Regions from separate parts of the Homo sapiens genome. Here region 2 is linked to region 1. A link is a contact called in ENCODE Hi-C data. All regions are on one chromosome and are shown on one strand. Each heading gives the region's core, a stretch centred on a gene start or an enhancer-like site at or near the end of the contact. The rest is flanking DNA. Distances are from core to core; before and after follow the strand shown. Region 1 overlaps TTC9 (tetratricopeptide repeat domain 9). Region 2 holds the start of MIDEAS-AS1 (MIDEAS antisense RNA 1).

What was found. A loop is a pair of places that touch in the nucleus more often than their neighbours do. Pooled maps may share reads with other maps.
Region 2: a loop to region 1 is called in a pooled map, with 3 times the contacts of the local background. The contact joins the promoter of MIDEAS-AS1 here to the enhancer-like site in region 1. A Hi-C loop is called at or near these places in 2 of 37 single-sample maps with no recorded cell type and 4 of 50 pooled maps.

Annotation. Positions count from the first base shown.
Region 1 is chr14:70,652,874-70,658,493 of GRCh38, forward strand. The region is part of intron 1 of TTC9 (tetratricopeptide repeat domain 9); the gene reads left to right. Among named protein-coding and RNA genes, the nearest start is that of TTC9, 14 kb to the left of the region's middle. RefSeq lists enhancers at 648-1,234, 1,808-1,867 and a silencer at 1,608-1,747. Within about 2 kb of position 2,763, at least 8 of the 41 ENCODE cell types and tissues checked have a DNase peak (open chromatin) inside an H3K27ac peak, as active enhancers do.
Region 2 is chr14:73,783,973-73,789,489 of GRCh38, forward strand. MIDEAS-AS1 (MIDEAS antisense RNA 1) reads left to right here and starts at 3,388. Exons shown (of 3, transcript NR_109995.1): 1 at 3,388-3,537; 2 at 5,055-5,144. It also overlaps a transcript of MIDEAS not described here. RefSeq lists silencers at 2,833-3,422, 3,473-3,522, 3,603-3,662 and an enhancer at 4,013-4,062.

The DNA.
Region 1 (5,620 bases), core at 1,513-4,012:
CATGAGTGCCCATGAGGATGGAAGGAAGATAGAACACACAGGAAAAGATAGGAAGCAACCTAGACCTCAGAAAACCTGAGGGGTAATGTGGCATAATGGAAACAGGTCTTTACATAGTGAAATCTGAATCTGAATCCTAGCTTCCCTACTTCTTCCTCCATTAACCTTGGACAGGACCCAACCACTGTGGCTTCTGTTTCCATGACAGCATGTGAGTAATAATAATGTACCACATAGGATTGTTATGGTGATTAAATTAATGATACATGCACACATGCCTAGCACAGTGCCTGGCTCATAACAGATGCTTAACAGATGCTAGTTAATATTTGAATCTAACTCCTACTCCAGTATGCATGAAGACAGAGGAAAATATAGGGAAAGAGAGAGGGAAAGAATGCAGCAAAGAAGGCTATGGGGAAACACGGGAAGCAAGTGAGCAAAAAGGTGAGGACAAAACAGGGGCCAGGGGAAAGAGTGCCATCTCCCTAAGTGTCTGCAAGACAGGAGAGGTGAGAAGGTATAAGCCAACAGCCTTTGGTGTGGACATTGTCTACCACCATGCCTGGTGTATTCCTGGTCAAGGGAGGCTGAGTGAACATATAACTCATCAGTTAGTTGAAAGACCACAGAGTTCCACCATGACCAAGAGCCCATGGGTCAGGGGTCTATGCCCCTTCCAGCTTCTCAGGATTTGGGTCAGTCTAAGAAACACTTAGAAACTGTGGGTTCTAGGCACACATCATCTCCAGCCTGAGATTCTCCAAATGAATAAGGCTCAGTTAGACAGTGCCTGTTCCCTGCCACTTTTCACACTTTGCCCCAGGATTCCCCCTGACCCTGTCTTTGAAATGAAAAGCAGGGAAAGAACTTCAGGCACTCTCACAAGTCAGACCAGTTGAGAATCTGACAGCGGAAAATAAGGATTTGCCTGCTGGGAAGAGAAGATACATGCTGTGATCATTTGAGTCCCCAGGGGAGCTTAACAAGAAAGAAGGCTTTCTGGTGGGAAGAGAAACAGAGGATGGCAGAGGCTCATAGAAGGAGACATCCGACAGAGAAGCCATGGGGCTGGCAGCCTCGGGACTGCCCCACCCACCCTCTTGTGCATCAGGCAGATGCCAGCTTACTGAGCTTCCTTATTGGGGTAGGATGAAGAAAGTCCTTGGCTTAATCAGGCATCTTGGGAGTGAGAGCACTAGCAGGTGTGTCCCTTGGATCCGCTCACAGCTGCTCCTCCACCAAAACACCCAGGGTCCCTCATGACCCTAAGCATCCCCAGAACAGTGCCCCATGAAGAGGCAGTGCTTTCTGCCTAGGAAACCCTTCTGAATCCCTTTTCACACCTCTCCTCCCAAGTTCCTCTTCCCCTCATCCCCCAGCTCTCTCTGAAGGGATGATAATGGTTAGTGGTGACTTTTTAAAAATAGTTTCTGCCCGGGAGTGGTGGCTTATGCCTGTAATCCCAGCAGTTTGGGAGGCCAAAGTGGGTGAACCACCTGAGGTCAGGAGTTTGAGACCAGCCTGGCCAACATGGTGAAACCCTGTCTCTACTAAAAATACAAAAATTAGCCGGGCGTGGCGGTATATGCTTGTAGTCCCAGCTACTCAGGAGGCTGAGGCAGAAGAGTTGCTTGAACCTGGGGGCGGAGGTTGCAGTGAGCCGAGATTGCACTACTGCACTCCAGCCTGGGCAACAGTAAGGCTCTGTCTCAAAAAAAAAAAAAAAAAAAAAAAAAAAAAAAAAAATTCTAATTACAAAAGTAAAGCATCATAGTTGCAGAAGTTATTGATACTAAAAGAAAAACCTCAGACAAATTAAATTTAGCAGAGTTTAATTGAGCAAAGAATGACTCGTGAATCGGGCAGCCTCCCAAGCCCGAATAGGCTCAGAGAGACTTCAGTGCAGCCACATGGTGGAAGAAGATTTACGAAACAGAAAAAGGAAAGCCACCGTACAAAAAAATGGAAGCGAGGTACAGAAACAGCTGATACTTAACAGCTCTGCATTTGCCTTATTTGAACTCAGTTTGAACACTTGGTTGCCTTTGATTGGCTAAAACTCAGTTGATTGGCATAAGAGTAGGTTGCAGACTGTTTACACATCCAGCTAGTTTTCAGTTTACTATGGTTCCTTATGTACAAAGAAACCTTTAGGCCAAACTTAGACTATGTAAGGAGGCAGCTTTAGGCTAAATTTAATTTAGCATTGAAAATATAAGAAATTACAAAGAAGCAGCCCAGGCTCAGTGGCTCCCGCCTGTAATCCCAGCACTTTGGGAGGCCGAGGTGGGTGGATCACCTGAGGTTGGGTGTTTGAGAACAGCCTGGCCAACATGGGGAAACCCTGTCTCTACTAAAAATACAAAAATTAGCCAGGCGCAGTGGCGTGCACCTGTAGTCCTAGCTACTCGGGAGGCTGAGGCAGGAGACTCGCCTGAACCTGGGAGGCGGAGGTTGCAGTGAGCCGAGATCGCGCCACTGCTCTCCAAGCGTCGCTTGGGCGACAGAGCGAGACTCCATCTCAAGAAACAAAAAAAAAAAAACAAAGAAGAAGGTAAAACTCTGTCATTTACCACCCCAAGATGACAACAGTTAACCGTTTTGGTTTATTTCCTTGCCGTTTTTCTTCCGTGTGGGTGTATGATCATTTATATGTAAAACAAACATCAGCCAACCCCCTTCAGGTCTACCTTTCCCAGTGTATTTAGGAAACAAGGGGTTGTTCTCACGTGGGCTGGGGCCACTGCAGGGACCTCCTGTCTTTTCTCCCCTCCCCTCCCACAGGATGCTGCTCACTCTGTTTGCATGACAACCAAGGGGCCACTCGACTTCCTGTTGCTGCTACTTCCTTTTCACATTCCACAGCACCACTACACCCAGATGTATAATTTCACTAGACTTTACTGAAGGTTATGAGATGCAGAAGGAGTTTACATCTCAAAAATTGAATAGTAGAAATTCTTCCTCCTAAAACTCATTTGGCCATCAGACCACCAGGAATTTCAAATGGACCACTCACATTTTTTGGCAGGTTCCAGCTCCCCGCCATGCTGCTTGGACTCTTTCTCCCCGCCAGCTCCTCTCAGCTTCTTAGGTTTCCCCACTCTCAGATTCCCTTCATTTCATATACAAAGCAGTCTGGGCATCTTTTCATCTACGTGTGTGCCTGCTACTGACCTCTAAGCTTCACCTTCCCCACCTGAAGCAGTTGATGAAGCCAGTCTCCTCCAAAAAGATAATTTATTCCTTTAAACTCTGCTATAGATATTACAAATTCTTCACCCATACAGAAGGAGCAGAACTTTTAAAAGAAAAAATAATTCTTCACCCTGATACACACACACACACACACACACACACACACACACACATTTATTTTTCACAACATTCAGGTTTATACTGTACAAACTTTAGCAACCTTCATGTTTTTCCACCAGTGTTTTCATTGAAAATATTTTTCACCGTTCCACAGCATGATTGTAATGGCTGTGTAATGTTCCATTGCACCAATGTCCCATTATTTATTTAACTAATCTACTGATGGATACTTAGGTTATTTCCAGCATTCTGTGATTACAGCACAATGCTGCCAAAGACGTGCTCTTTCCGCTATACATGTGCCTGTTAATTATCCTATCCCCAAACACATCTGAGGACATGAGGGAAAGATGGTGGGAGAGGCAATAGGAACAGGGAACATGTCTCTGGGGCAGGAGAGGGGATTGAAATGGGAGACGTTCTTTAATGTCCAAAAAGAGAACAGGATAGAACTCTGGCTTCTAAGGTCTTCCCATTCTGGCTTAGAGTTTCTGCCAATGAACGTGACGTGTGTACTTGGCCAGAGCTGAGAAGGAAAAGATAATATGGGGCGATGGGTTTCTTCTGAATATTTCTGGGAATACACTCATCTTCACATTCCAAATGGCCAATCTGGCCACTCCAAAGTCCCGCTTCCAGACTGAGGAAGGGGTGTTAATGAAGATTCCAGCAAACAACAGCTCTGTCCTACCAACTTTTCACTACTGCCTTCTCCCTCTCTGTCTACTACACCAAAGTCAAGGGTGAGAGTAAGGGGCCATAGGTGGGATAACTTCTAAGTGTTCTGCCATAGCACCCAGATTGGTGCCAAAGGGCTGAGCTGACCTTAAGCTTTGGCATTACAACTCCCTTGGGCAGATTCCTATATGCTTTAAAGGACTGTCAATGTAAGCTTTCAGCTTACAGGATTTTATACTGACTTTCCATGCAGTTCTTTTACCTGCCACTTTGACAGCTATTTTTGCCAACAGAGGGTAATTAAAAAGAATATAAACTCCTTGAAGATATCAATATCTCTTGAATGCTTTCCATATTCCTTATGAAGCCCTGGGCACAGGCCACGATGAGTGAATCCTTATTGACTAAGTTTACTAAGAGTGCCTACCCGAAATTGTGTAGTGATGATGCGTGGGAAGCAGCAGCTCTGGTAGTGATCCCAAAGGTGGGGCATCCATGTGAAGAATCAGAGGGATTCAAGGGAGCAGCTTGGTTATGATGAAAAGGAGAGATCTCCAAAGACAGTGTTGCTAAAACAAAGAAAACAAAAGACACACTTGACAGTGTTTGTTTGAATCTAGTGCAAGCACATACTAGAATGGAAAAGTGGAAGGTCAGAAATTAATGTGAATGGAATCAAAGGAGATTTAGCCCCCTAGATAAAGCCAAACAGCTCCTGGCAGTAGAAATAGCAGCAGCAGTAGTGGGAGACTCTCTGGGCAGCAGGCAGGAGAAATAGGTATTGGAGTGAACAAAGAAACGGCTACTTGTGGGCCAGACACGGTGGCTCACACCTGTAATCCCAGTGCTTTGGGAGGCCGAGGCGGGCAGATCACCTGAGGTCAGGAGTTCAAGACCAGCCTGGGTAACATGGTGAAACCCCATCTCTACTAAAAATACAAAAATTAGCCAGACCTGGTGGCAGGCACCTGTAATCCCAGCTACTTGGGAGGCTGAGGCAGGAGAATTGCTTGAACCCAGGAGGCAGAGGTTGCAGTGAGCTGAGATAGTGCCACTGCACTCCAGCTTGGGCGACAGAGCGAGACTCCATCTCAAACAAACAAACAAACAAACAAAGAAACAGCCACTTGGAGGGTGCTAACTCTCTGAGCCAGAGTTCTCAGTCCTCAGACTTGATAAAGACCTTCAGAGATCAGCCAGTCCGGGTTTCCACCATTACCACCAGCTCTGTTGGATTGGAACCAATATGGGATTTGGGGTTAAGTAAACACTAGCTCTTTCCCCATAAGAGCTAAGTGGGCTCAGCGGGTCACTTAACTTCCCCAAGCCTCAGCTCCTGGAAGCAGAGCTAATAATAGCTATTTCCCGGAGTCTCCATGAAAGTTAAATGAGTTGTAAAACACCGTATATATGTTAGGTCTTGCTGCCAGTTGGGCATAACCACTGTGGTAGGTGCTGTGTGAGAATTTAAAGATGTTCTAGAGATGTTTGTCTGAAAGAGCAAGGGAGACGCATTTCATAAAGAACAGTAATGATCCTGATTTGAGAATGTAGCTATGAAAAATAATTTTATTCTTTGTAAAACTAAAGGGCACATTTGATGATTGTACCTGTAGATCTG
Region 2 (5,517 bases), core at 2,138-4,637, 3.1 Mb after region 1:
TAGCAATACTGGGCCTGGGCAGCCTCCCTTTGAAGACCACCCTCTCCAGGAGACTCCTGCATTGGCTTCTCTCAGTGGCACCTCGGGGTTTCCGCCAGAGTTGCTGGGTTGCCTAATTACCTCCAATATTTTTTCCTCTTAGAACAATAAAACTGGTTTTAAAATCTCTTGTCAAGTTTTGAATCAGCGCTTTTTCACTGTTGTTCCTAATTGTGCATGGCGAGGCAGCAGCCAGGGCTGCTCAGGAGCCGTGAACTAGGCAGCAACTTCAAGTTAAAACCACCATTTAGGTAAGGTGAAGGAGGAAGTCAGGGTTATGATTCTGTCTCTGTGTAACAACTTCGGGGCAAGCTCCCTGAATGCAGAGGCAAAGCTGAGCAAGCCAGGGAAAGGGCCTGAGTTATGCACAAAAATCTGCCATTGGGAACTGAAGGTGAGGGGCCTGCATGTGGCTCCCGCAGCTCCCTGGAGCCTGGCTTCCTTCTTTCTCTGGCCTTTACAAGAGGCCCCTCCCCTCCACTCTCCCAGCTACACTCTGGAGGGCTTTTGGGGCACTTTTAGTCTCTGTAAATTCTACACGAACACAAAGCACTGCAAACTCAAAGCTTTGGGATCAGAAGGGAACGATCCCTTCTCCTGCCCCTCAAGACTACAGCCAGGCACCAGCAGGCCTTCATTATGGCAGTCCTGGTCAGGTGATCCAGCTAACCAGGACCTTCACAGTCAAGATCAGTAAAAACCAAATGTCTCTAGAAAAGAGGGTTGTGCAACCTGTGGTGACTCCTACCATAGTGCTGCTTTTGCTCAAACCTCATTCCCCTGTGGCAACTGTAACCATACATGCCAGACTTTCCAGAACTGTCCTGATTTTACATGTTTGTCCTCGAGTTTCTGGAAGCACACAGGTACCTGCCAGGGACTGTGCCCTAATCTTTTGGTTTGACAAACGGTCACTGTGCCCATGACACACACCTGGCACAAGGCTGCAAAACAGCATTTTTCCTCCAGGTGAAGCTCAGATACTTGGCTGGAAAGGCCAGGCATTGGAGAAACTCCAGTGCACTGGAATCATCAGTACCTGCCACTCTGAGCAGAGAGGCTGCCCATGCCCAGCATAAGGTGGTACCACCTAGCCACACAGCAACGTAGCTGGGCTGAGTGCTCCCCATGAGCGTCTTCTGCCTAGGACAGGGAGTTATCAGGTTGAGATTTAGAATGTGAAAACGATGGCCCTGCACAAATCCAATACACGCCTTTTTTACTGTGTTTTAAATCTCTCTATACAATTATACCCCTGTAAGGCCCTCAACAAGACACTGTTTGCCTTCTTTCCATACTTGCAGGCTTGGCTCCCTTCCTGCAAGGCAGCATGGCAAATGGGAGGATCCCTGCTCTGGTCTGTGCCACAGTCCCTGCTAAGAAAGTGGGCCTAGGGTTCCTATGGAGAAGGAGGAGTCACTCCTCTGCCCCTCCCAGACCCAGACCACCAGCACAGACAAAAGTGCTACCACTTGCACGTTTCCTCTTTGCCCAGCACAATAAAGGAATTAGGACCTACCACCTACTAAGTTTCTGCAGCTGACACTTCCAGGCTTAAAGTCTAGCACGCCAGCTCAGTCACACATGGTCTGACGAGTCCTCTTTGCAACTCAGCCCCAACCCAGCCACCCGTGCAATTTTGCTAATTCAAACAGCTTTCCCGTTTAGAGAGGTTGATAGCCATCTCCCATCTCCTTTTCCTACTGACGTCATCCCACATTTTCTCCGGAGACAAATAAGGGTAGAGTTCCTGGGATAGTTTTCAGGCTGCCTAAGATAGGAGTGCAGTGGCCTCCCGAGTCCACCCCACATCTCAGGCTTTGGACAAGTCGTCAAAAGTGAGAGGGAGGTAATGAAATAAATCACCTAGCTAGGGTTAAAGGGCAAAAAGAATTTGGAGACTGCAGCTCAGACCCAGATCTATCCTGGGCATTTGCAGTGCAAAGCTGCGTTTTCTTCGCCACTACCGAGGTCTTGCACAATAGCCTGTGTATAAACATCCACGCCAACAATGCCTGACTGTGCAATCACGCTGTAATTACAGGCCGGCAGGAAGCTGCTGCTAGGAACTGCACCATTCAACCTCTAGGACACCCCATCTCGAGTCTCCACGGCTCGGACGCACTTTCCTGCACACACCAACGTGTCCCCGCCGCCGCCGCTACAGTTGCAGTCTCGCCACTGGCCCGGGCCGCCAGCCCCTAGTTACTCTGCAGGAATGTCCCAAACTTCTCAGCTGTTCTTTAAAAAACCCTGCGCCACGAGGCTACCGAGGGCGACGGGAACCACCGTCAAAGTTCCTGCAGCACATTCCTGCAGCCCTTGCAGTTTTAGGAAACAGAAAAGAACGAGATGCCACAGAGTCCGCTGGAAGCGGGTTTCTGAGTTTTATATAGAAAACACTCACATATGTACGTGGGTGTGCTGACAGTTTTTATGGCTAAATTGCAAAGTGTTAGGCCTTAGCGATCACTGTCAGGTTTGGGACATGGTTGGGAAGGGTAAAGGGGGAGTCAGGAGCGATTCATTTCAAGGGGGCTTGGGGACAATTCCGGTTTGGTTTTCTGAAAATGCGTAGGGTTGTTTTCCCAAACTTCCGAGCTACTCTGCTCTTCGTCCCAGGAAGGCCAAGCAAATAAAAGTCCGGGGAAAGTTCCTTTAACTTCCTTCCTGCGCCCTCGACAAGGGCTGCGAAGAGGAAGAGGTCATTTCCCAGGGAAGCACCGGGCAGGGGCCGAGAGCTGCGCCCAGCCTGCAGGGATGGAGGCGCTGGGCGGAGGGCTGGCTGCAGACGTAGGCCCCGGAAAGCCCCTTCCCCCCACCCTACCTCAGGCCAACGGCGCCTGGAGCTGGCCCCGCTGCAGCCCTTGCTGTTTGAAGTCCCGCGGCAAAGCGGCGACAACACCGGCGCAGCCCGGCGCCCCGACCCCGGCCGCCGAGCTCCCTCCCTGCAGCACCCCGGCACCCCAGCGCCCGGCCCAACCCGGCCCGCCACATCCGCGCCCGCGCGGCCCAGCCCGAGCCCCGGAACGATTCCGAGCCCCACGCCGGCGCCCGGTGGCGGGAGGGGGCGCCGAGCCCGCGGCTTACCTGCGTGCTGGATCCCCGGGCTGCTCGGAGGGGTGCGGGGCGCAGGCGAGTGCGGCCCGCAGACTCTAACTTTGTTGCTCTCGGGACGGCGCAGTCGTCACTTCCTCGCGGAGCGGGCGGTGCGGCCCGGGCTGTGCGGCCCGGGCTGTGACCCAGCGGCTCGCGCGGTGGCGCGCAGGGCCCTGCAGCCAGCCGCCCCGCCCGCGCCCCCGGCTCCGCGCGCCCCTGGCCCCAGGCGCCGTCTCCCCACTCTGCGCGCCCTCGGCTGCGGGGTAGCGGGCAGCCCTGCGCTGCCGGCCGCCTAGCCTGCACCCCCCGCCCTGGGAGGGAAGCCTCGCTCCAGCCGCGTCGTTTCCGCGCCGAAGTGCGATCCGGGGCCCCGCGCTGGAGTCCCCTGCTCTCAGGCTGGTCTGGAAGGTGGTGGTGGGGTTCAGGGTCCCCGGAAAGCTGGGGTTCCAGGGTAAACACCAGTACACAAACAAAGCGGTGGGGGAGGGGAAAGAAAAAGTTTTTCCGTTTGGTGTTGGGGCTAAAAGGGTCATGTCAGAAAGCAGTGTGCTCTATGTGTTCTTAATGCCTAAAGTGGGCCTTAAAACAAGGGTCCCTGTCCCCACGTTCTCTCTAAAAGTCTGCATGATGTCCCTCGTCATTTCTACGGGTTATAAGTGAGCAAGACGTTTACCACGTATCACACTTCTGGGGGCTATTTCAACGCCCAAGCTGGGGCTGCAGAATGGTTTCTGTTCTAATCCTCCCCCGCGATTTCCACCTCTTTACACTCAACTCACAGAAAATAGAGTCTGATGCATTCTGTGTTTCATCACCGGTCAAAAGTGACTTTGAGGGTAGGGTGGAGGCCTGAGAAGGGCAGCTTCAGGCAATAGTAATCCTGAAATTTATCATTGCTCAAAATAAATGTGCTCACCTTATTAAAAAGTACAACGGAAAGCCACCTTTAAGATAAGTAGCAACCAAGTCGTTAAACAGCAGTCTTCAAGGAAGAACTCCTGATCTCATAAGGCTGGAGAAAAAACGGGGTTAGCCTTTGCTGGTGAAAAAAAAAAAAAAAGACATTCGAAACTGCAGTGAAGGGCTTTCATAACAGAAACATTAGCTTCATTGTAGCTTGTCGTGGAAAACAGGGACCTTTTAATAGGTGGTTCAAAAGCATCAGTTAGGGCTCAACAATTTTCCTTTTTTCCCCAAATACTGCTTCTCCTAGCACATTGGCCAGATAAAACCTCCCCCCTTTCAATGCTTCATCTTTTTATGAAAACACAGGAAACCATAAACTTGAGTGAAGGCTTTGTTCAGAAAGGTGGATGTAAGACTGATGGAAAATGACATTTGGGAAATGATCCCCAGGTCTGTGTTAATCTCTCATGGAAAGCCACAGACTCACCCAAAGATAGGCGTATGAAGATCGAAGCTCTCCTAGCAACATGAAATCCTCCACGTTGCAGCTGCTACGCCCTAGTTCTGATTTTTACTAAGACATTAATGGCACATTATAAATACAAAATGTGCAATGCAAGAAAAATAATACTGCTTTGAGAAATAACTGCATCATTAGACTCAATAATTAAAGTTCCCTGAAATTCTTCTTACATCACGCTATTGTGGGGAGATGGTGAAGGGATTGCCCATTTCAATTTTGGAATAAATAGAAGTAATTCCTTAGTGCATTCTGCTTAAGGCAACCAATGAGAGAATATGTTAGCCAGGCTTCTAAAGGCAATCATGTGATACTCCATATTTGCTAAAACAAGAGCTGAATATTTTTTTTGTTCCATATGCAATTCCAAATTTTCAGTCACAATTTCATGAATATTCAGTATTTCTGCATGCCCAGGAGTAATTAGCAGACAGTGTAAATGTGTGAAGGCCTGACACTTACACATACATTGCTTTTTTCTCTATGTAAGGTGGCAGTTGCTGGAGTACCAGGGCACCAAGTGGAGGATGTGGTAGACAGCCTCTAAGATGCGCCCCCTGCCAATGATCTCTGCCTCCAGGTATTCATACCCTTGTATAATCCTCCCTCCTTAAGTGTAAGCTGAATCCATTGACTGAGTTCTGACAAATAGAATATGGCCAGTGATGTGATCTTACTTCTGAGACTAGGTTATAAAAAAAAAAAATGCGGCTTCCATACTGGGTCCTCTCTATGCCTTTCACTCTCTGGGAACACTCACTGTGGGGGAAGCCAACTGCCACGTCCTAAGGCAGCCTGGTAGAAAGGGAGCTAGGCCTGCCAACCACCGTTTGAGGGAGCTTGGAAAGGGATGCCTCTCCTTCCCCCCATGTTAATCAAGACTTCAGATAAGACCTTCAACCCCAGCCAACAGCTGAAGGGCCTCCCTCGGGCCCTTCAGGCAGAGGCACCCA